Linked DNA regions of Mus musculus: all the other regions are linked to region 3. A link is a loop called in an ENCODE intact Hi-C map of the cell type or tissue named here. Cell type or tissue: left cerebral cortex. All regions are shown on one strand.

What was found. Peaks named below come from ENCODE experiments on the same cell type or tissue, not always from the same donor. Only the 100,000 strongest peaks of a DNase experiment are listed, where the experiment ranks them.
Region 1: it touches region 3 in a loop (3.0-fold over the local background); 3 of 42 quality-filtered maps call a loop at or near these places.
Region 2: it touches region 3 in a loop (9-fold over the local background); 3 of 42 quality-filtered maps call a loop at or near these places.

Annotation. Positions count from the first base shown.
Region 1 is chr2:84,457,656-84,465,655 of GRCm38, reverse strand. It overlaps Tfpi (tissue factor pathway inhibitor), which reads left to right. Exons shown (of 9, transcript NM_011576.1): 3 at 7,523-7,633. The coding sequence starts at 7,525. Among named protein-coding and RNA genes, the nearest start is that of Tfpi, 13 kb to the left of the region's middle. In left cerebral cortex, no CTCF peak of the experiment used is centred here; a DNase peak (open chromatin) is centred at 3,041.
Region 2 is chr2:84,644,099-84,652,098 of GRCm38, reverse strand. It overlaps Ctnnd1 (catenin (cadherin associated protein), delta 1), which reads left to right and starts at 1,359. Exons shown (of 19, transcript NM_001085450.1): 1 at 1,359-1,693. In left cerebral cortex, a CTCF peak has its summit at 3,491; DNase peaks (open chromatin) are centred at 1,354, 2,286 and 3,518; H3K4me3 peaks cover 3,892 bases; H3K27ac peaks cover 3,375 bases.
Region 3 is chr2:84,552,794-84,560,793 of GRCm38, reverse strand. No RefSeq gene overlaps it. Among named protein-coding and RNA genes, the nearest start is that of Gm13710, 50 kb to the right of the region's middle. In left cerebral cortex, a CTCF peak has its summit at 3,715; DNase peaks (open chromatin) are centred at 4,028, 5,126, 5,660, 5,814 and 1 more place; H3K27ac peaks cover 4,333 bases.

The DNA.
Region 1 (8,000 bases), 95 kb after region 3:
ATTTCAAGGGAAATAAACAGAGACAGAAATAATACATTTGTTAGTTTTATATTTTCCTGTGTTAAAATTTGGTACCTGTTCCATACATCTTAGTTCTTTTAAGAGTGCCGCAGACAAATGTCTTTCGGGATCCCTTCTGCTTCTTCCTCGCCATCTAGGCTTTTGATATTGGAATGTACATAACGTACAGCAAGCATCAGCTCAGCATGCCTGCCTGGTTAGTTACACAGCATTAATATCAAGATACAGCAGCTTATCAGGCAGGAAATCCCTCTGAAGACATCACTAAAAAAAGGTACAATGTTATATAGGAAATGTTTTTTGTGCTTCTAGTATCATTTTTTAAAGTTAACATTTATCTATATCTTATAGCAAGAGCTCCATTTAGCTCAATTTAAATTCTATGTCATCAAGGAGCCTGATGCTCGCATCTTGCTTTAAGCGATGACCATGTGCACTAGGAATGTGGCTCCCAGGGAAGTTACAAGGAGATAAATGAGGCCCCGTGTGGACTCACTGCTCTGTGGTATGTGGCAAACGTGCAGCCTCTCAGTCATGCTCTTCCCTGGAGGATTACCCAAACGTTTGCATTCCCACAATGTATTTTTTCAGAAAATACTCTTTTCCTGAGACTACAGCCCTGCTTCACAGACCTCTTCCTGAGGCAAGCCATTCCTACACTAGGGAATGCGGCTTGACGACCTCAGGGGGGAAAATATTGCTAACAATTCATTTACCGCACTTAGTTATTATAAATGTTCTGGAATTTTCAGATGAGAATACTGCTTAACTTCAGATAACTTCAGAACATAGAAAAGATTTGTCAAGGCAGCCTCTCTCTGCAGCTGCAGCAGTAGCAGCAACAACAGCAGCAGCAGCAACAACAAAAACCGAACATAGAGGAAAAAACCCGAGACAATTATGAGAATAGCTATATAACCCGTCTCCCTTCAAACACCTTAGTTTTGTACTGATTGCTTTCCTTCATTGTCCTTGGCATCAGTGTGCTGCTAACTCACCAAAATTGAGAAGCAGCAAACAAAAAGGCACATAGTTTAAGAAAGCAGACTCCTGTGGTTTAGTGGGTATGACCCCCCCCCCACCCCCAACCAGGCTCAGCCAAATTGTGTGAATAGAGTAATAAACACACAGAGAAAACAGCATTAGCCACTGCTGCTGAGAAAATCGTGTGAACCCAGAAGATGTTTCTCCAAAATGTTTCCCCTTTTCTAGTAGTCAGGTTTGTCTCTTATGCCTTTCATCCATAGACCATGTGTGAAGAATTAGCCAAAGTAAAATCTCTCTTCTTCTAGATATAGGAAAGTACTCACTAACATATATTCATCATGAAACTTTCTTTCTTTGTTTTTGAGATAGGGTCTCACTATTCAACTCTGGCTGTCCTGGAAATCACTATGTAGAGCAGGCTGGCCATAGAGATCTGCCTGCCTCTGTGGATGGGATTAAAGGCGTTTTTCCACCATGTCTGTCCAGCCTATAAAAGTTTTTTTAAAAGATCAACAATATGTGTGAAGTGATACACCAGGAAGCTCAGATTTAATTAGTAGCAAGCTTGTACTGTCCCCATGCCTATCCCCAAGGCAGGGTTTTTCTGTGTAGTATTGATTGTCCTGGAACTCGTTTTTTGTAAACTTGACTGGCCTTGAACTCACAGAGATCTGCCTGCTTCTGTCTTCTGAGTGCTGTGATTAAATACATGCATCAACACAGCGGCTCATGTGTAAGATTAATATATGAATTTCCTAGATAATTTACAGATGACAATGTATACACTGCTTCACTGCAGGGATGCTGGACCAGACCCGAGAGTGTCTAGTTGTATCATGTCCATTCATGAGTAATCCTTTTCACGAGGAATGTATTAGAAAGCTATTCCTCAAATCCCACCCCCCCCACTTCCATGAGGATCCCGTAGTCTTGGGAGGGCCTTGCTATAGATATCTCATTTAGAGCTGAGCACCTCATCTTTAGCTGAAAAGATAAACATTTCCCTACTGAGTGGTCTTGAAATATTTGACACTGTCAGTTGTTTGTAGACAAAGATCTGCTTAATGACTCTCTCAGTTCTCCATGAATCCATACAGCTGCCAAATACATTGATTACTGTAGCTTTGAGTTGTCTTCACCTTTTGCATATGATTAGCACATTGAATATGCCAACGAGTGGAATTTTCTTTGTCAATTTCATGTATACATATGTCAACACTTATCCAGATCCACCCGCCATGCAACTTCCTGTCCACTCCTTACTCAGCCCCCCTCCCCTTGTTTGTTAATCCTGCTCTTAGGCTGCCCTTGCTGTTTTCTATGCATTTGCTTGGCTTCGTCTACTTAACACGATGGTTTTCATGGGTATCCGTTTTCTTGGGACTGACTTGATTTCACTCTTTGTGGATGAATAAGAACTCCATTATACATATGTGGCCTATTTTCTTCTTTATTTTCTCTCTCTCTCTCTCTCTCTCTCTCTCTCTCTTTTTAAATTTTATATGCCTTGGTGTTTTGCTTGCTAATACCGTCTTAGCACACAGATGTATGTCAGTGTCAGATCCCCTGTAACTGGAGTTACAGACAGTTATGTGTTGCCATGGGGGTGCTGGGAATCAACCCTGGGTCCTCTAGAAGAGCACCCAGTGTTCTTAACCATTGAGCCATCTTTCCAGCCTCGTGACATATTTTCTTTATCTGTTCATGTGACAAAGACACCCACATAGATCAAAAAGTATGAGTCTTTCAACCTTGCTTTTCTATAGGATTGCTTAAGCTGTGGTAAATAGCTAGAATCTCTACATGAATTTTAAGATTTCCTTATCAATGTTGACAAAAAAAATTTACCTGGGATTTGTATAGAGGTTACATGAAATATGTAGACTACACTGAGGAATATTGTCATCTTAATAGTAAAGTTTTTGTTCTGGGGACAGATGGGTATATTTTTAACCAGTTTGGGTCTTGAATCCGTCTCTATTTTTACTAGGTTAAATATACATCCCTGAATAATAGCTCAGACACTGGCAGGCCTCCCATCCTCTCACTCTGCTGTCTGCTAAAATGGATGTAGATGGGAGGAAGTGGATAAAACAGAGGAATATGAATCAAAAGAACGTCAGTCCCCCTATATTCTTGGCATGCCTTATTACGTGTGACAGTCAGGGATGTTGGTTTTGTGAGGATTTTTGAGTATTTATCATTTAATATTCCAAGAGAAAGCTTCCTCAATGAAACCGCACATTTAAAAAATCTATACACAATACATATGCTTCCTATTTACATATGCAGAATATTACAGTATATACATGTGTAACAGCATCCGCAAGTTGTAGATGGAAACACACTGATTTGTTCCATTGGTGAGCTATTTCTGGAGAGGGAAGATCATGGGGTGAAGAAGGAAGAGGCTAGGGCTCTGTGTGCATTTTTTTCTATAACAGTGTTTTCAGGTATTTCTGTCATAACTTTAGATTTGAGGTATTTTTTGTCAACATCTGTCATAATAAGACTAAATCACATACTGAATTTGAGATCCAGGGTGATGTTGAAAGCTGGGTGAAGTTGGGATCACAGGAGTGGAGTGGGTATATTTAATGCTCTTTCAACTGTGGCCATGTCTTCAGCAGCTTGTAAAGGTCTGCTTCCATGAGGCCTTGTATTCTACGTATATAGGGGTCTTGTTGTCTGATGGCTGACACTCAGACAGTGTCACTGATTCCAGTAACAGTCTCACGACTGAAGCACAGGAAGATGTTGATCTCTGAGTCCTCTGGCCATCAGTGTGGTCACAAACATATTCATCTGGGTGATAGATATTCAAACTGCTACCACAGTCTTTTCTGAGAGTCTAGTAACAAGTTAGTTGTATTGTTCTGGGAAAAGCAGCACACCCTGGGGGTTTAATGGGGGACAAAACCATTCAGTTCACCTCAAGCAAGAAACCAAGGACATATTGGTAAACTATGTATCTGATAATGCATCGATTTACATAAGAATCCCATTCTTTTAAGGACTATCTATTTATCCTCTATGCCAACACACACATACTTTTATTTTAAGCCTGGCCATGTTTGTTTGGGGCCGCAGAGATGACTAGGCTGTTAAGAGCCATTGATGCTTTCTCAGAGGATCAGAGTTTGCCTTCCAGCATCCATATCAGGCTGCGTACAAGCCCCTGTAACTCCAGCTTCATGACCTCCCCCACCCTCTTCTGCCACTCTCACCCCACCCTGCTACTACAGACACAGATACATACGTTCTCATAAAAAAAGGATCAGTCATGGTTTGGATATTGCCTTTGCTTATGCCAGATCCCTTGTAGCTTTAGCATCATTTGAGTCAGGTTTGCAGTTCATGAAATCCATGCAGGTCCCCACTGTGTCCCATTTTAAAGGAACTCCAGTGAGAGGTTCCAGTGTTTACAAATTGAAATTGCCAGCGCTATTTACTGGCTGTTTGGACCTGGTGTATTAAGAAAGTAGCCGAACTCTTTCAATGGCTCAGAATCCAGGAATGGTGAGGCTCATATTCTATGCTGTGTGGAGGGGAAAAAAGGAAGAGGCTGTCCTGAGACAGAGAATAAAGCGATTAGAGATCCCTGATGGTGCTCAGTCACTTGGTTCTAGCTGTTTCTGAGATTAATACAAATCAGTCCTTCTAGGCCCAGGTAGCTCCACATTGTCTGGAACGTGGTTAGTGACATTTTGACCGAATTCATCTAAGCTGGTTTTGACTACGTTGGAACCAAGCACAGACTAGATGACTAAATAAGTGATTTTTTTAAGCTGCAGCCTTTAAATAGGATTAACTTGGTAGACGTAGAGTCTCTATTCTTGAGTTTTTAGCAGGCATTCTACCTAAGCCGGCATTCTGAACCAGGCAGACAAAAACCTTACCTCCCAGTACATTCAAAACACAGCTGCAACGGACTTCCCGTGGAACCAAATGGAATCAAAGCGTCTCCGAAAGTATTTGAAAAAAATCAAATTAAAACCTAGATGTTTAGTAGAAATACTCTTTATAATCACATGTGTGGATCAGACTCTCATAATGGCATGAGGTATGTTGTATGAATTATAAATTTGTAACATTTTCAATGGGCACACATTACTTCACTATTCATGTATTTCAGTCCACCCATGCCTTTTTTATTTCTTTTTCTTTTTCTTTTCTTTCTTTCTTTCTTTCTTTTTTTTTTTTTTTTTTTTGAGATAGGGTTTCTCTGTGTAGCCCTAGCTGTCCTGGAACTCACTCTGTAGACCAGGCTGGCATGGAACTCAGAATATTTATGTATTTTCTATTTGTCAGTATTCTGATTTGGCAGTTTCTGGAATCAAGAATTATGACAGAAATTTCTATAACTTAAAAATTATGCAGTCTTAGTTATTCTGTTATAGAAGTAAAAATTGAGACAATAACGTATATGATACAAAGACAGGCATTTGAAGGGGTAGCTGTAGATCACGCATTTGCGCTGACTCTGAAGCCTCAACATCCCGTTTCCCGGTCCTTTCCCGGTCCGGCATCGTTTCCTTTCCCCTTTGAGTGCAAAGAGGAAGTCTTTGTGTGTGTGTGTGTGTGTGTGTGTGTGTGTGTGTGTGTGTGTGTGTGTGTGTATTTTGTTTTTTAAAGCTACATGTTTTTCAACTTCTTTTCCTTTTAAGATCCAGATCTTTAAATCTTTCTGAAACAGGAAATGTCCCACTTCCTACGGGAATCCATTTCCCTCGGGCTGCAAAAGGGCTGGCTCATCACTTGCCTGTCTTAAAGGCGGACAACTCCTTAAACCAGGGAAAGGTGACTTGATGAGCTGCAGGGAGGGAGTGGCTGGGGTCCATTGTGTTCAGCTACTCAGTGCTTATCTCGCAGAAAACCTGGTTAGGAAACGGGAGTTCTCAAACAAATACCACAAGAGACAAGGAGGGGATTTGTGACAATGCTTCCTTCTGAAGGAGGGACCAAAGCAAGAGGAAAGAGAGACAAAGTTGAGAGCTGCCTTCAGAATGTTGACGTCAAGAACAACAAAATAATTGGAAAATAAGAGTTCTGACTAAGAAAGCAAAGTTGCTGAGTGGCATGGAAAGTGCAACCTGTTTATACCCAAACCAGTTTTTAAAAACATACTAATATAACAAGTATAATAAGCAGGTATTTTATTATTTTAGTATATATATTATATATACATATATGTGTGTAATATATTATATATAATTATATATATAATATTTTGTGTACATATACAAAATCATATAAAATATTATATATAATCTTTAATGATTTTTTTACTATTTACATTTTTCACACTTTTTCTAATTAGATATTTTCTTCATTTACATTTCAAATGCTATCCCAAAAGTCCCCTATACCCTCCCTCCTGCCCTGCTCCCCAACCCACCCATTCCCGCTTCCTGGCCCTGGCATTTTCCTGTACCGGGGCATATGATCTTCTCAAGACCAAGGGCCTCTCCTCCCATTGATGGCCTACTAGGCCATCCTCTGCTACATATGCAACTAGAGACACAGCTCTGGAGGGTACTAGTTAGTTCATATCGTTGTTCCTCCTATAGAGTTGCAGACCCCTTCAGTTCCTTGGGTACTTTCTCTAGCTCCTTCATTAGGGGCCCTGTGTTCCATCCAATAAATGGCTGTGAGCATCCACTTCTGTATTTGCCAGGCGGTGGCATAGCCTCACAGGAGACAGCTATATCAGGGTCCTGTCAACAAAATCCTGCTGGCATATGTAATGGTGTCTGGGTTTGGTGGCTGATTATGGGATGGATCCCCGGGTGGGGCAGTCTCTGGATGGTCCTTCCTTCCTTCTCAGCTCTGAACTTTGTCTCTGTAACTCCTTCCATGGGTCTTTAATGATTTTTTACAGTCCAGTTGTTACCCCATTCTGGTCTGCCTCTGACAGTTCCTCATCCCATTCCTTCCTCTTTCCCGAAGTCCCCTCTCAAAGAGGATCCCCCCACCCCCACTTCTCCACTCCCTGGGACCTCTAGTCCCTCAAGGGTTATGTGTGGCATCTCTGACTGAAGCCAGACCTGGCAGTCCTCTGCTGTATATACATGTCAGGGGCCTCAGTCCAGCTAGTATGTGCTGCCTGCCGAACCAGTTTTTTTATTCATTCATTTTAGGTTGCATTTACAGCATCAAGCCATCATTCTGACCTTCCCTCCCCACCAGTACTTCTATTTATTTCCACATACGAGAGATAGTACCAACTCATATCAACCTGCATTTACCCATCTCTCAAACATTTTCCGTTTACCTTGTGTTTTCAAGGCTACAAGATGGCCTCCTGCTGAATGCTATTACATGTTCAGATGTGTTTGTAACCCTAGATGCTTCACGTTCATGTCTTAAAGGTGACCTTTAGAACTGTCAGCAGCTTGGGAGATGCATTACATGTGACGTAGTAAATTCACCCGGAAGCTTTTGAGAACCCTGCTAGCCTACAGATGCAGCCACACTGATTGCTTATTAAGCATGTTTGTGTTCTGTATTTCAGAAATGACTTACAAAATGAAGAAAGAATATGCCTTTTGGGCCACTGTGTGTCTGTTGCTTAGCCTTGTTCCCGAGTTTCTTAATGCTCTGTCTGAGGAAGCTGATGACACAGGTAAAATATTGCAAAGGTTGATTTTAGTTTTTACCTTGTCAAAGTTCTCAACTTAGTATGAAATTCACTAAGCTAGAATTTATACTTTTAACTTTTGTTTTATTATTATATGTGTATGTGTGTTTTGCCTGCATCTACGACTGTGCGCCATGCGTGTGCAGTGTCCCCAGAAGACAGAAGAGAGCATTGAGTCTCTTGAAACTGGTGTTTTAGCCTGTTACAACCCAGCTTGATAGATAAAGAACACAGTTTTAATATTCAAAATTAAAGTTTTGGGTGCTGGGAGTCAAACCCAGGTCCTCTGTTAGCTGTTGAGCCATCTCTCTAGCCCCCTTAGGCTTTTTTTTTTTTTAAAAACAAAAAAACC
Region 2 (8,000 bases), 91 kb before region 3:
CTCAGGAGGCAGACACAGGGGGTATCTCTGTGAGCTCAAAGCCAGCCTGCCTGGTCTAGATATCAAGAGTTCTAGGTCAGTCAGGGCTACATAATTAGACCCTGTCTCAAATAATAAAATAAAATAAAAATAAATTAAAAATAGGGCTAGAAGAGGTCACCACCAAGATAATGACCAAAGTTTAACCCCTGGGCCCATATGGAGGAAGGAGAGGACTGATCCCTGCAAATTGTTCTCTGACCTGAGTATGACTGCTGTAGTACATGTGCACTCATGCACACACAAAGAAATCTAATTTAAAAATATATAAGGAGAGACCTTCTAACTCATTATCTTCGTTTAGTAATTAGTGAATAACTAATACCAGTTTTACCAGGTGGTAATATACCTTCAACCCTATAACTCAGAAGTCGGAGGCATGGGGTTTTTGAGTTTGAGGCCAGCCTGGGGTAGAGTGAAATCCTATCTTAAACAAAACAAAGCAACCTCCCCACCAAAGAAAAAAAATTCAACAACAAACACAGCCCCTTCCCCTCATAAACTTTAAAGGAATTCGTAGGAAAACCCCTATAATATTTTATTTAGGTCAAATAAAAAAGGCAGGTAATTTTGGGTTGACTAAACAATAGCATTCTCTTAATTATTTTAACGATGATATTCTTAACTAGTCTACACTCTTTGTTTATTGGATTCTGCCTATTGTCCCAGGCAAACCCATATTGTTTTGATGGGAAGATAGTGCTGGTCCTCAAGGGCTCAGTGGATTCTGCTTCCTTTTAGTTTAGAGAAGAAAGGCTAACAAACTATTAAGAAGTCTAAGCATTTATTTTCTCCATTAGCTTTTAATTCAATTAAGCCAAAACAATGAAATTGAGTTTGTCTCAGATATTTCCTACCATCCCAGTCAGCATATAGTCCAGTTTCTGGGATTTCCTTCCTTCTTTCCTGACTTCCTTTGGGAAAACGCTTTGGGGAAGAAAGCAGCAAACCAAACCGCAGCAAGTAAAGAAAGTAAGCTCTTTTCTGTTTTCCCACCCAGATAGGTAGGGAAAGGGAACAAGACCCTCATCAAAGAGAACTGAGGCTTAGGCGTGCCGTTCTAAAATGCTTTGTTATTTAGCACCTCCCACCTCCCCCCAGATCTGCAGTAATTCCTCAGAGATTGTATAGTCTCCGCTTTAAATATACATATAATATATATGTATAAAACTTCCTCGTCTTTCTCTCTCCCTTTTTTTTTTTTAATTTCCTATAATAAAGTTTCCTATTGGATAAGGTCAGCTCCCTGATTTATGCCTGGTTCCTATTGGAAGCTCGCAGGGGCTGACATCACTTAGGAAAGCTAGGGTAGGGCTGCCAGATCAGTTTGTCACCACCCAGGCTGCCTTGCCTTTGGCTGGGTGCAACTTCCATTTTAGGTGTTGGATCTGAGGGGAAAAGGAGAGAGGGAGAGAGAGGGAGAGAGGGAGAGAGGGAAAGGGAGAGAGAGAGAGAGAGAAAGAGGACGATCAAGAGGGAGGGAGGGAGAGCCAGCGAGCGAGACAGACACGGAGGGAGAGGAGAAAGGCAGGAAAGATCCTGGAACGAGGAAGAGGAAGAGGCGGCGAACCTCGCTGGATTTGTCTTTCTCAGCACATTGGTGAAGCTTTGGGTTTGTTTCTTAAAGGACTGGCTTTAGAAGTCCACATTTGAGGTGTGTGCTTTTTAAATTTTTTTCCTTTTATTAAAAATGTGTGTATTGGGAAAGGGGTAACTCAAGTGGAATTTTTTTCTTAATGGTAACTGGAGGGACTTTTAAAAGGGTGAGAAAGCCTGTTAGTGCTGACGGTGAATTTTAACCAATTATTTTTTTCACTTTTAATACTTTGGAGGTTTCTTGGTATTTTATTTAGTTAAGGAAAAGGTAAAACGTACAAGACCTGGAAACAAACTTCTAGGTGTAATACCGGAAGCTGGTTGGAACCAGGGGTAGAAGTTGTGTAAATTCCTTTTTTTGTGTGTACTTTTATATTATTTTTTTCCCTGGATTTAGCTAACATACTCTTATTTTTCAGAGCTCAAAAAGTTGTTTGGGGGGGGGGGCATGTTGTGTGTGGGTTGGGGAAGGACTCTGCCCTGGTCGGAAGCTGGTCGTACAGATGGCTCTTACCATGTTTCGGAACTTTTAGCCCCCTCACCTTTGAATTTGTGGCAGTGGGAAGTTGCAGGAAGCTTTCGAGTTTCAATGGTATTGTTTTTTCCTTCTGAACGTGAACGGCCCAGAAGGGTTTCAGCGCTGCAGTTCCTGGGTGGATCCCTCTTTCACTTTTCCAGGTGTGGTGGTGGGTGGGAGCCGCTGTCGCCTGCCTGCCTGCCTGCCTGCCTGCCTGCCTAGGAGGCTCTTTGCTTTGCCTTGTGAAAACAAATGGATCTACGTTAACTTGAGTTGCCCTTCCTTCCTTCCTTCCTTCCTTCCTTCCTTCCTTCCTTCCTTCCTTCCTTCCTTCCTTCCTTTTTGTACTAAAAGTCGTTTTAGTGGCACAGATTTGTAAAGGTGTGTGTTAAACTTACTGATATGGTAATGTTTGGCCTTTAAAGGGATAAGGAAATTCTAATCATACTTTCTGTTGACCGGAGTGAAACAGCAAAACACCTGAAAGTCTTTTCTCAGTCCTTTTGGTCTCTGAAAGGTTTGTAGGTTGTAAATAGACGGGTGAAGAGAAACCACTTAATGAAAACTTGGAGTTTGCAAAGCATGTTTGAGAAAGCACAAAGGGAATTTTATTTTTAAGCCACTGGAATGATGCTTTTTTGAGGTGTCTTTTGTTTGTTTGCCTGCTCAATTAACTTACCACTAAGTTAGAACTCTGTTAAAGCTAAAGGCTTGTGACTGGTTCATGTTTTATAATTGACCTTAAGGTTTGCTTGGTTTTGATTTTTTTATATGCATTCTTGGAAATGTGCAGATCCTAGATAATTATATAGCCAACTCTTCAGTAGCTGGAAAATAGGTACTTTCTTCTTTTAAAATGGAAATCAGCATGGAAATTAGAGCTGGAATAGATATTGCTCTAATTGTATCAAGATGGGTCTTAATATCTAAGCTCCTCATTACCTTTAAACTGATATGAATCTTTAATCTTTTGATTTCATAGTCCCTGTCCCCATTTTTTTTAGACTAGAATATTTCCTTGAATATTTTTCTACTGGGAAGACATTCCTTGTGTGATGATTTTGTCCTTGTGCGGTTGTGGCTTCTGGAGGAAACAAGTTTTGTTCCTCTTTTCCTTTCCATATAATTTAGGCAAGGATTACAGGAAAAAATTTGACGAGTGGACCTCAGAATTAAAATAAGTAATTGATAAGAAAGACAAAAGACAATATGTACAGTGTGTTGGGCTATAGTTTTCATTTCCAATTTTTCAATTTTCCTTTGAAATGCTTTTCCAAGGAGATTTCTCAGTGTGTCTTTGGAGGGTCGGTTTGTTGCTGCCACAGTGTCGGTTTCTCACTCAACCTTTAGGGGGAGGGATGAGAGTCTGAAGGAGGAGTACAAAGGCAGTTTGAAAATAGGTTCTGGATGACTGCTGGTGATCTGGGTCCGGCTTGGAAACTGAGCTTTGTGTAGCCGTGTTGCGCAGCATTAGGGTCCAGAACTATTTACAAACTAAGGTATTGTTTGGCCTGCCGTATAGTGAAGAGCCTTTTGAGGTGATAAGATGGAAGATTTTTGTCTTTTACTTCTCCTTCCTTGGTTCTTTCTGGAATTACAGGAAAGAGTACAGATAAGTAAATCTTTTATTTTGCTATTATTTTTATTTTTTGTGCTTATTTTGGTTTTGGGGTGAAAATGATGACAAATGAGTATGAAATGTATAGATTTTCTTTCCTTGTTTGCTTTATATGGAATTCAGTTAGTTTCTTTGTTACGTGAGTAAGGTAGTGGGTCTGAGTTTCAGGTGTGTGTGGTTGGTTAGATAGAGTGCTAGTGCCTTTCTTAGGATTCCGGTATGGAGGGGGGGGGTGCTCATCATGGTTTCAGCTGGTCTAAAATTGGGACTCTTGGAAATCTTAGAAAGGGGAAAGCTTCCTGTAATCACATGCCAGCCTTAGGTTTATCAAATAATTGTTCCTAGGGGTAGATGAGACAGGATGCAGGCAGATAAATTCGGCTTAGATCACTATCAATTGCAATATCAAAATATTTAGCTGTGTATAATTTATTGCTTTCTATTGTGGTAGGTGACGGCCCTCTGTTAGTATCTTGTAGGTCTTCCCATCCTTTACCCTCCCTGTCATTGTTTTATTTTACTGTGTGCTAAGCATTTTGCATAGACTACTTAGTCTCTAATAACCATTTTTTAAAAATGAATTTGAGACAAAGAAGCTGGGGTTTGCTTAAACATCTCATTATTTAATTGGTGGAGGTCAAGATTGACCCTGGTCTGATTGAGTACAGAGTCAATGAATTTAACCAGGGGTACATTGCCATTACCCAAAGAGAATGGACATAACAGCTGGGACTAAAATAAATGAAGACTTGCTTTAGGCAGGAGTGTTTTCGTAGTTACTTACAGGCACCAAGTTCGGACAGTGTATATAAAAGACCAGTTTCTTTAGAGCAAGTGAGAGCTGAATATGCTGGCATAGATATCTTAGCCCTAAAAGCAGGGTACATGCCACTGCCGTTCCATTAGTCTCTTTTTTTCCCTTTTGTAGTGCTGGGGATTGAACTAGGAGCCTCACACAGGCAAGGCAAGTTCTCTGCCATTGAGCTCATCGCCAGTCATGCTTGCTTGCTTGTTTATTTTGAGACAGGCTTTCTCCATGTTGCTCTGGTTGTCCTGGAACTCTGTTGACTAGGCTGGCCTTGAACTCACAGAGATCTGCCTCTGCCTCCAAAGTGCTGGGTCTAGTGGCATGCACTACCACGTCCTGTTGCTCTTTATTTTTAACTTCTGGGATTTGCCTCAACCTTCGTTTGCTTATTAATGAAATTTTGTCTTCCAGAGAATTTTCAGCTCTTTGGGTTGAATGAAAAGCTTGGAGGTAGTTGTAATAAATATGTTTGTCATAATGAATTAAAAATGACTATCTTTCACTCTAGACTTTGAGGTGCTTGTGTGTAGGTACTTTCTTATCTCTATCCCTTCATTACCTATGGTGGTGTCTGCTATAAACAGAGGTGCTCAGTAAGCCTTGTTTAATTAAGGTACTTGATGGGAATTAGTGGGGACTGAGAAGGCTTAAATGGAGACAGGAATCAGAACAACATGAATTAATTGCATTCCCGTGTAATTTTGATACTCTCATGGTAACCTGTAGTGTAGATTTTTTATTTATTGCATTCCATTTTTCTGTTTACATACATTTCATTGTGTTAGGTGGTGAAGGGCAGGCCCCTGCTCCTGCTAAGGCCAGGTGTATGGAAGTCAGAACAATTAGGACATGGGAGAGAATCTGTTCCCGTCCCACGGTTAGAACTCAAGTCCGGATGCTTGGTGTCAGGTTCCTTTATCCTCCAGACATTTCACCAACCCTAATAATTTCTTTGGGGTGGAATCTCACGTAACTGAGTGAGGATCAACTTGAATGTGTGATCCCACTGACCCATCTGAATGCTGGTGCTATAGACATGTGTCACCACAACTAGCTTCTTTTTTTAACAAAGTTTCTGGAAATAATGGAAGATCTTTAAGGTTTAGCTTTTCTTGGCAGTCTAAAGAATGGTGTAAGAAGTAAGGTGCATTTCTTTCATAGCTTAGGCAGCTGTTGCCTTCAGTCAGTCAAGGCAGCCTATCCACTTTCTGGGGGAAAACGTGGAGAGCAGCAAGGAGGACTGTTTTCACCCCTGCTTGGGTCAGTGGTTTATATACCACCAACAAAAACACAATGGTCTTGGGATGTTAGCTTTTGATTATAAGTATTCAAAGAAAATGTAGTTGATGTCATTTTTTCCCTCTCTACAAGTCTCAGTTTGAGACAGGGTCTCCTTTAACTTGGCTGATCTTCAACTCCTAATCTTGTCTCTGCCTCTTGAGTGCTACTGTGAATTATAGGACTAGGCAGCTACTACACTTGATATATCATGTTCTTTTTTTTCTGGAGGTTGTGTAGGTGTGTGTGTGTGTGTGTGTGTGTGTGTGTATGTGTGTGTATGTGTGTGTGGGGTTGGCACACGATAGCACACACATGGTGGCTCAGAACCATTTGTGTAACTCCAGTTCCAGGGTATATGAGAACTCTTCTGGCCTCTATGGGTACCATGTATGCATGGTACACATATATACATGTAGGCAAAACACTCATACACATAAAATAAAAATCAACAAATCCATGTTACATGAAGCTGAAATGGGAATTGATTGACCTAAAAGATGTAGCTGCCTCCAAGGTTTCAAATAGAGCACTGATAGAGCATGAACACTGTCTTGCTTAGAATTAAAAGGGGAAGCTGAAACATGACTGATTTGTATTTAGTTGTGTAATTATTTTTAATTATATATATATATATATATTTTTTTTTTTTTTGGTTTTTCGAGACAGGGTTTCTCTTTATAGCCCTGGCTGTTCTGGAACTCACTTTGTAGACCAGGCTGGCCTCGAACTCAGAAATCCGCCTGCCTCTGCCTCCCGAGTGCTGGGATTAAAGGCGTGCGCCACCACGCCCGGCCTATTTTTAATTATATTTTTAAGACAGAGTTTCAAGTAGCCCAGGCTGTCTTTGGCCTTGCCTAGGGCTTCCTAAATTCTGGACAAATAGTCTATCAATTGAGCTACCCCTAGTCTTTGTTTTGTTTTGTTTTTGACAGGGTCTTTCTGTTTAGGAGCCTAGGCTGTTCTGGATTCTGTAGATCAGGCTAGCCCCCAAGTTCAGAGAGATCTCCTTAGTTGTGGAATTAGAGATAAGTACTACCACATCTTGCTTCCTCTAGTCATAAAGAGTTGGGTTTTTTCAAGTGCTGATTAGTGCTAGGTAATTTGGTTAATGTTATCATCGATCCCATATGATGGTTGGTAAAGTGCTGTTTACAGTTTTTACTTCACACATGCAGAATTTTGCAATAAAAATTTCAAGAATCACATTAACTCTTCCTTACACCCATTTAAGTAGCACCTTAACTGCTGCATAGTTTTGTTTTGGTTTGTTTTGTTTTGTTTTGGTTTGGTTTGGTTTTTTTCGAGACAGGGTTTCTCTGTATCGCCCTGGCTGTCCTGGAACTCACTCTGTAGACCAGGCTGGCCTCGAACTCAGAGATCCGCCTGCCTCTGCCTCCCCAGTGCTGCGATTAAAGGCGTGCACCACTACGCCCGGCTAAGTATTTTTTAATTTACTCAACCAAAAAAGTAATTTCCTACGGAGTACATCTCTCCAGTGATATAAGGCAAAGAAGGATAGCACAATTGATGCTTAAAAAAAAAAACACAGAAAGTTTTGTAAAAGAAAGTCCTGTTTTAAAAAAGCTTCTGGAGCTAGACTGTTGAGTTCCAATCTTGCTCTGATTTACCCTGGGACAAATTGCTTAGTTACTGTTTGTCCTGGTCTTTTCTTTAAAGTGGGGATAGTTTTAATAATTTCTGTGGGGATATATATCTCAGAGGGTGCTTGCCTAACATGCTCTAAGCCCTAGGTTTGATCTCTTCTGATGCAGAAACAAACAAAAAAAAATGTATTAACTCTTAACTTTGTATATCGGATTGTCATTACAATTGGTTTGCTATTTAAAGTTTATAAAGTATATAGCTCATACTTTGCATTTGTTTGCCATAGAACACTGAATAAACATTATTTGTCAGTTGGACAAGATATCTTTTTTTTTTTTGAGACAAAGTTTCACCATGTAGCAAACTTGCTTATAACTCAAAATCTCCTGCCACAGCCTCCCAAATGATAGGGTTACAGACCTGTTCAAGCCTCTGGTGTTCTGTTAATTTTCAGAAACATTTTATTTTGGTGCTGGGCAGCAACTTTTAGGGAGCTGTGGAGGTGGGGGCTCAAAAACACTCTTCCAGAAAGGGAA
Region 3 (8,000 bases):
TGTATAGGGAAGTTATAAGCTCAGTGTATAGGGAAGTTATAAGCTCAGTGACAGTTACAAGGGCAGGGGCCGCATAGATTCGATGATGATTCAGTAATGCACAAAGCACAGTCTAGCAGTGCTCTCCAAAGGTTGGTCATGTGACATGTAATATTTATATCATATTTAAAAAGACTCATTTATAAATCTAGCTTGTCAGGTGTGGCGGTGCTCACCTTTAATCCCAGCACTCGAGAGGCAGAGGCAGGAGGCTGTCTATGAATTCAGGGCCAACCTGGTCTATATAGTGAGCTCTAGGACAGACAGAAGTACATAGAAAGACATTGTCTCAAAACAAACAAACAAACAAACAACTCCCAAAACAAACAAACAAACAAACAAAAGAACAACAATAACAACAACGACAAAAACCAGGAGAAAACCGAATAACAACAAAAATCCAAAAATCCAGCCTTATACTAAGAAACATGTGTCTCTAAAATACATGGATTTAGTTAAACAACTGTATTTAAAATTTTTATTTTTAGGTTTATTCTTCTCTTATATATTACATCCTGACTGCAGTGCTTCCCTGCCACCTCTCCTCTCCCCTAGGTCCACCACACTCCACTTTCCCTTAGACAAGAGCAGACCTCCCAGGACAGCAACCAAATGTGGTATAGCAAGCTACAACAAGACCAGACACATAACATCACATCAGGTCTGGAAGAGGCAACCGGGTAGGAGAAATAGGGTCCCGCAAGCAGGCAAAAGAGTCAGAGACAGCCTCTACTCCCACTGTTAAGAATCCCACAAGAACACCAAGCTACTCATAAACAGCTGTGGTTTTTAATGCATGTTAAAAGATGTAAGTAATCATTAACCTTGTGTACTTGTGTTCCCTAAAATTTTCTTTATACTAATCTGATCTTGTAAGTCTCTTAACCCAGGTGTAACTTTCTTCTCTCTCTCTCTCTCTCTCTCTCTCTCTCTCTCTCTCTCTCTCTCTCTCTCTCCCTCTCCCTCTCCCTCTCCCTCTCTCTCCCTCCCTCCCTCTCTCTCTCCCTCCCTCTCTTCTTCTCTCCCTCCTTTCCTTCTTTCTTTCCTTTTTAAAAGATGTATTGACTTTTATTTTACGTGCACAAGTATGTACATAAAATACTTCTGTATGCTTGTATACCATGAGAGCACCTGGTGCTGTGGAGCTCTGCAGAGGCTGTCTGATCCATTGTCACTGTGGTTACAGATGGGGTATGACTTGAACCTGTGGAAGTAAGGGCCCTGAACTGGGAGGTGTCCAGGAGGGGACCGGGCATGAGGCATAAAGAAGATAGAGGGCTGAGCCTAGGAGGTCTGGCCTAAGCTTATGGCAACCAAGTTTCTTCAGCAACACAGCTTCTTGCGTACTATCTGCAGGCAAGAAAAGGCCAGAGTCATCAGAGAGATAAGTCAGGCAAGGTTGCTGCAGAGAACACAGGATGCTTTAGACATAGCTAGCTGCCTTAGGACTGATAGCCACAGCCCCAGTGAAAAGGGTCATTGCCTCCCAATCAGCAACCTTGACTCCTTTGGAGGCACTGGCTCTGCCCCCACTCCAAGTCTGCCCCTGAACAAGGACACAGAGCTAACATTTGCCTTTTCTTTTCATCATAGCCTCTGAGAAAGCCTTGGATTGATCTGGCTCCCAAGAGTTGTGAGAATCATGTTGGTGCTGGGACCTGAACCCGGGTTCTCTGCGGGAGCAGCAAGCACTATCACTCACTGAGCCACCTCTTCTGCCCACCAGGTCTAAGTTTCTGATATTGCTCAGTGTTACTTTTCTTGTTGCTCTAACCACATACCTAACAAATCAATTTAAGGGTGGAAGGACTAACTTTGGGCTTGTGGTTTGAGACAATCTGAGCTGCTATGGAGGGAAGGAGTGGTTTACATAATGAATTTCAGAACAGCCAGGGCTTTGTAGAGGAACCCTGTCTTAAAAAAAAAAAAAAAAGACAAAAACCAACAATAACAACAACAAACCAAACCAAAGAAGAACAAAACAAAACAAACAAAAAGAACCCACTTAAAGATAAATAAAACTAGTTTCACCCTATGAGACACTGTTCCCTCAAATGGATGAATTTAGCATTAGAGTTGTATTTTCAATGCAAGCTAAAAGAAACCTATAACTATTAAAATGAAGTTAACTTCTTGTGATCCTCTTAGGATCTTTTTGTTGTTCATATTAGTAATTAACCAAACTCTAGGCACCTTGAAGGAGGGACCAGAGTGCTTTTGTGGTTCATATTTCAGATAGTTTCAAAGACATGGCTGGAAGTCCAGTGGTTTTAAAAATATATTGATCAGTTAAATAATAGAAGGAAATAATTTTGAGGAAAATAAAAAAATCTTAAAAGCAAACTGAAACTTGCTCAGAGGTGTCTCAGGGAAGACCCAAGACCAAAGACATGGACATGCTGTTAACTTTAATACACTGGCACAAAAGGATGATTGAGAATCTGAGGCAGGAAGGATGCCCGCCTGCACCGGGACCAGAGCTGGGACAGAACAGTATACAAGATGACCTCAGACACAGACTGAAGTAAGAAGCTAAAAGCCTGACTTTCAGGGAATTCAATTTAATTGAATTTAAGCTTTCATGGGCTTGGAAAGAATATTAAAAGTCAACTCCAAAAGGAACTTTCTGGATCTGGAGATAGTGATGCATGCAACCCCAGAATTTGGAAGGCTAAAGCAGTAGGGTTCCAACTTTGAGGTCAGCTTGGGCTATGTAATGAGACCCTATCTCTAACAACTGCCACCACCACCAAATGAAAATAAAAACAAAGCAAAGATTTCTTCTTGGATGCCTGTGGTACTGGCTACTTTACTAGTTAGAAAAGAATCCAGATGGGAAATTTTCCTTTCATCAACTAAAAATTTTATAGCCTAATATATCCCTAGCACCATGTAAGATGTCATGGAAACAGGGGCAGGATACAATTCTCTATCTCTGGATTTTAGAAAATTGCAGGGAGACCTCAACCCCCTTGTTGTCTGGGGGATATATCTGCTTTTCTACTCTCATCTATGGATAACACTTGGCTATGATTTTGTTTTCCCTTTATCTCCCTTTACTCCATGTCGTTGTTATGATCTGGATTTTCTGAGTGTTCTGCTTCTGGGGTTAATTTCTTGAAAATAGTGATGGCAAAGGAAATTATTGCTCTCCGAACCAAGAATGTCCGTGAAACCTAGATGAAACCTCCAAGACAGTCTCCAATTCTGCTGTGTGAAAGGAAAAGCAAAGGGTGGCAGCGGGGAAGTGTCTCCCCCATGATCAAATGTGGTGAGAAGATAGCGGTGACTAAGTTCCCAACTCCAGGAGGTGTACCCAGTGACCCACACTCAAGTATGTAAACTAAAAGGACTGTAAAAATTGGAGCGGGTGTGGACGCAATTTCCATATCATTTGCATACGCCCACCCTGCCCCATCCCCAGCCCCAGGCTGTGTCTTCACGGTTATTTCTCAAGTGAGGCTGTACCGTTGCTCTCCTTGTTGTCATTTTTAGCTTTCCATTTCTCTCTCCCTTTTCTCCCACTCACAGTCCTTGGCCCAGATCTCCTGCAGCATGAAAGGGAGAAAAGTATTCTCAGAATGTTAAAATTAAGCTTCAGTCAACTGTGCCTCTGACCGTATGCTTCCTCCTAAACCAGTCACTCCCTCAAAGACAGGACCTCTTGGCTTCCATATGCCATCTAGTGCTCAGAAAAGGAGGCTGCCCAGCAGGAAAGCAAGGCTTTGGTTGGAGAGACAGAAACATTAATTTTTTTCTTTCTTTCTTTCTTTTTTTTTTTTTTAAAAAAACTGTATTTTGGGGCAAATAGTCTTAATGCAAGACTGTACGTTTCTTGAGGGCTGGGGCTTTCTTAGTCACCACACGAATCCTAGAACATTATTCAGCATGAGGTATGTAGCAGACTCTCCAAGCCTTCTTGTTGAATGCATGAGTCTGTGAAGTTACAAGGACACTTTATCTTCCCTACGTGTATAGAAGCTAGATCCTCCGGCCTGCTGAATAGGAGTCATCTCCAGAGGAAACCAACTTGAAACTATTCTCACAGTTTCTCCCCACCAGATATACAGTGGGGAGCTGCCCCGTGATGTCTGAATGTTATACAAGTGGAACGCATTGCTAATTTGGGCACATTAAGGGCCCTCCCTCCCTCCTTCCTTCCTTCCTCCTCCCTTTTCCTTTTCTCTCTCCTTCCCTTCTTTTCTCTGTGTATGTGTGTGTGTGTTTTTTTTTTTCTTTAAAGACAGGGCCTTGTCATTGATCTCGTATTGGCCTCAAACCATCATCTCCTTTGCTTCAGTCTCCTGAGTGGCAAAGTGCTAACATTATAAGCATGTGCCACCTTGTCCAGATTGAATTAATCATTTCTTATCTTTTATTTTGAGTAGAGTTTCACTGTATAGCTTTGGCTGTCCTGAAACTCACAATGTAGACGGCAGTAGTCTTGAACTCACAGAGATCTGGAGTGTGCAACCACATCCAGCTTGAATGAATTGTTTGTTAAACTAACATTTTCAACCCAAAGACATGTCCCTGATAGGAAGAGTTGCAAAGTTTATTACCGAAAATTACACACACACACACACACACACACACACACACACACACACACACACACACACAGAGTCTCATGTAGCCCAGGCTGTCCAGGAACTCATTGTATAGCCGAGGCTGGTCATGAACACCTGGATCCTCCTGCTTTTACCTCCCAGGTACTAGGATAACAGGCATGGGCCACTGTGTGCATCTTAAATATATATATATTTAAATAAAGACTGTTGAATGCAAAACTCAGGAATCAAGTTGAAATCAGCTTTTTAAAAAAGAAAGTTTATCACGAGGTTTCAGAGAGAACCTCTGAGCCTGGTGGTGTTTTAGACCCTGGCCAGAAATTCATTCTCTTGCATTCAAGAGTTGAGCCTTTTCTTCTCTTGAGCATGGGTGGACTTAGCAAGTCACTGCAGCACACAGGAGAGTGGTGTTGTGCTACTGTGAGGACTTGGTTAGTTTGCTATGGTTCCTGTCAAGCTTCCTCCTGGGCAGCTTAGTCAGCAGATACTGACTCTTCCACAATGCTGGAGACTGGAGATGTGAGGCCAACCGGCTGCAGGCTTGGTTTCTCCTGAGTGTTGCGAAGGAGGCTCCATACCGTGCCACCTCCTAGATTTTGCTCTGTCCTGGAACTTAGTGGGTCTCTGAAGATGCATAACTTAGAGCTCTGCCTTATCTAAGTGCAGGGTCCCCTGTGTGTCTGGCTTTGTGTCCTAATTCCCCTTTGCACGAGGATCTTAGTCCTAGATTAAAACCAACTCTTGCTGGGAAACTTGCACACCAGGCTGTGTCCTTTAAATTCTAAGCTGAAGCAAATGGGAGCTCACCTATGAACTTGGAACAGAGACTGGATAATGAGTTAACTAGTTAATTAATTTTTGAGACTGGGTTTTACTATCTTGCTCAGGGTGGTCTTGGGCTCCCGGGTTCTGGTAGTCCTCCTACCTCACTCTCCTAAATGCTGGGACTACAGTAGCACACCACCATACCTGGCTAGGAGCAGGGCGTTTAGTTTGTCAGATCTATATTAGCTCATCATCCTGACACTTTCAACCAGCGGGAGACATAGCAGAAATAGAAACTCATTCCAGCCTTAAACTCAGAAAAGGCTAAGAAAATATTTTGAAAGACATGACTGATTTCAAAGCTAAATAAAGAAAATCCCAAGATCTAGACCAGAAGAAAATCCTAAAAGCTGTCAGACTAAGTGAGGTAGTGCTTCTAGCAGGAAGGGGCCCGACTGGGTCTGTGCTCCCATTTTCATAGCCAGGGACTAAATGCTGCTCACAGAGGGAAGACTGCATGCTGGGCACGAGTACAGGCTGAAGGCTGCAGCCGACTTCCTGGGCCACAAATCTAGGTGTCCACGCAGCTCTCCGTGGACACAATGCTAGGGCACTGGAGAGCGGCAGGTAAGTGGGCCATTCTTCTCTAGTTTCAAATGTGAGGCCTTTCAAGACTGCGCTCTGCCCCAGGTGCAGGCTGTATTTGCCACCAAACCACAGTAATACACATTTATTGGTATGTTATTGTATGCCAGGCATCATGGACAAGACATAAGGGTTTTTTTTTTTTAATTTTTTATTAGGTATTTAGCTCATTTACTTTTCCAATGCTATACCAAAAGTCCCCCATACCCACCCACCCCCACTCCCCTACCCACCCACTCCCCCTTTTTGGCCCTGGCGTTCCCCTGTACTGGGGCATATAAATTTTGTGTGTCCAATGGGCCTCTCTTTCCAGTGATGGCCGACTAGGCCATGACATAAGGGTTTTTTTAAAAAAAAATTGTATGTGCAGTGTATGCGTGTGTGTACATGCACGAGATTCACCTCCAATGTCATTTTTAGGGCACTGTCCACCTTTTTTTGAGGTGCAGTATCTCACCATCCTTGAGTTTGTCAAGTAGTCTAAGCTGGCTGCCCAACAGCCCCCATGCCCCCTACCTGGCTATGATATTACACGTATGCTCCCTAATGCCCAGATCTTTTACACGGATTCTGGGGGAATCAAACCAAAGTTCCTGTGCTTGAGAGGCCCAGAGTCAGAATGAGTGGGGAAAGGCATTAACTCAACGCATCTGGGCACATCTGAAAAGCAGAGAAGGGTGAAAGGTTGGGGAATTGATTATTGTGCACGAGGCACGGCCCACAGGGTCTGGTGGATCTTCAGCCTTCTATGAGGAAACAGCTAGCAAGACTAGCTTCAGGGAATGGAGCAGGGTGGTTTGAGGCACATGACTCTCAGGAGACAGATCTTAATGTAGATTGGGGTAGAAGCTTTCTTCCTGGGGTTTATGGTTTAAGAATTTGAAGCTTTCTCCTTGAACTCCTTGTGGACTACCTGCGTGTGGCTTTGTTTATTTACCCAGGACAGGGGACCCTGCTTTGAAAGGACAGAAGCCACTTGAAATGACTGTCTTCTTCTTTAAGTTATAAATACAGTCAGCTTTCTGTAGCCATGGATTTCTACAGTTGCAGATTCAACCAACAGTGACTGGAAATTTTTAAGAAGAAAAATCGTCTCTGTTCACGAACATACTTTTTCTTGTCATCATTCACTGAACAGTAGAGTGTCCATCGCTCTTCACATGGCTTTTGCATTGCATAGGCACCCTTTAGTAATCCGGAGAGGATGTCCACAGGAGGTGCACACAGGTCGGGTGCAAATCCTAAGCTGTTTTATAGACGGGACTTAAATGCAGATTTTGTTACTCCTGTGAGTCCTGGAACCAATACCCCCAGAATGTGTATGGAGGGACAGACTGCAGGTGGCTCACAGCATGGCTTCATTGCATAGTTTAGCTCGGGAAGCCCTGAGCACTGGGAGAAGGACAGGGGTGACCTTCACTCTGTGAGGGGACTTCCAGTCTTCTATTGCTCATTTTTACTAGGTACTGATTCCATGAGGCTACCACACACAGGAACTGCGTCTAGTCTAAATTGAGATAAATTGGGAATAGAAGGTACAATGGAGAGGCTTGGTACTGATAAAAAAAAAGCAACAATTTAAGACAAAGAGACCATGAGTTTTAGAGAGAGCAAGGGGATTGATGGAAAGGGAGGTGTTGAAGGAAGGACAAGGTTGGGGCGAAATCATATAATTACATTATAATTTCAAACACCAAAAATTATATATATATATATATATATATATATATATATATATATGTATGTATGTATGTATGCATGTATGTATCTCACTGAATTACTGAATTTAAAATATTGATTATATGCTATAATGGTTAACCTCAACTGCCAACTTGACAGGATTTAGAATCATCATAGAAACGCGACTCTAGATGGTTCCAGAAAGGCTTAACTGAGATGAGAAGACCTACCCTGAATGTGGGTGTCATGGACTAGGACCCTGGACTGAAGAGACACAGCTCCTTACATGAATTTCACCCC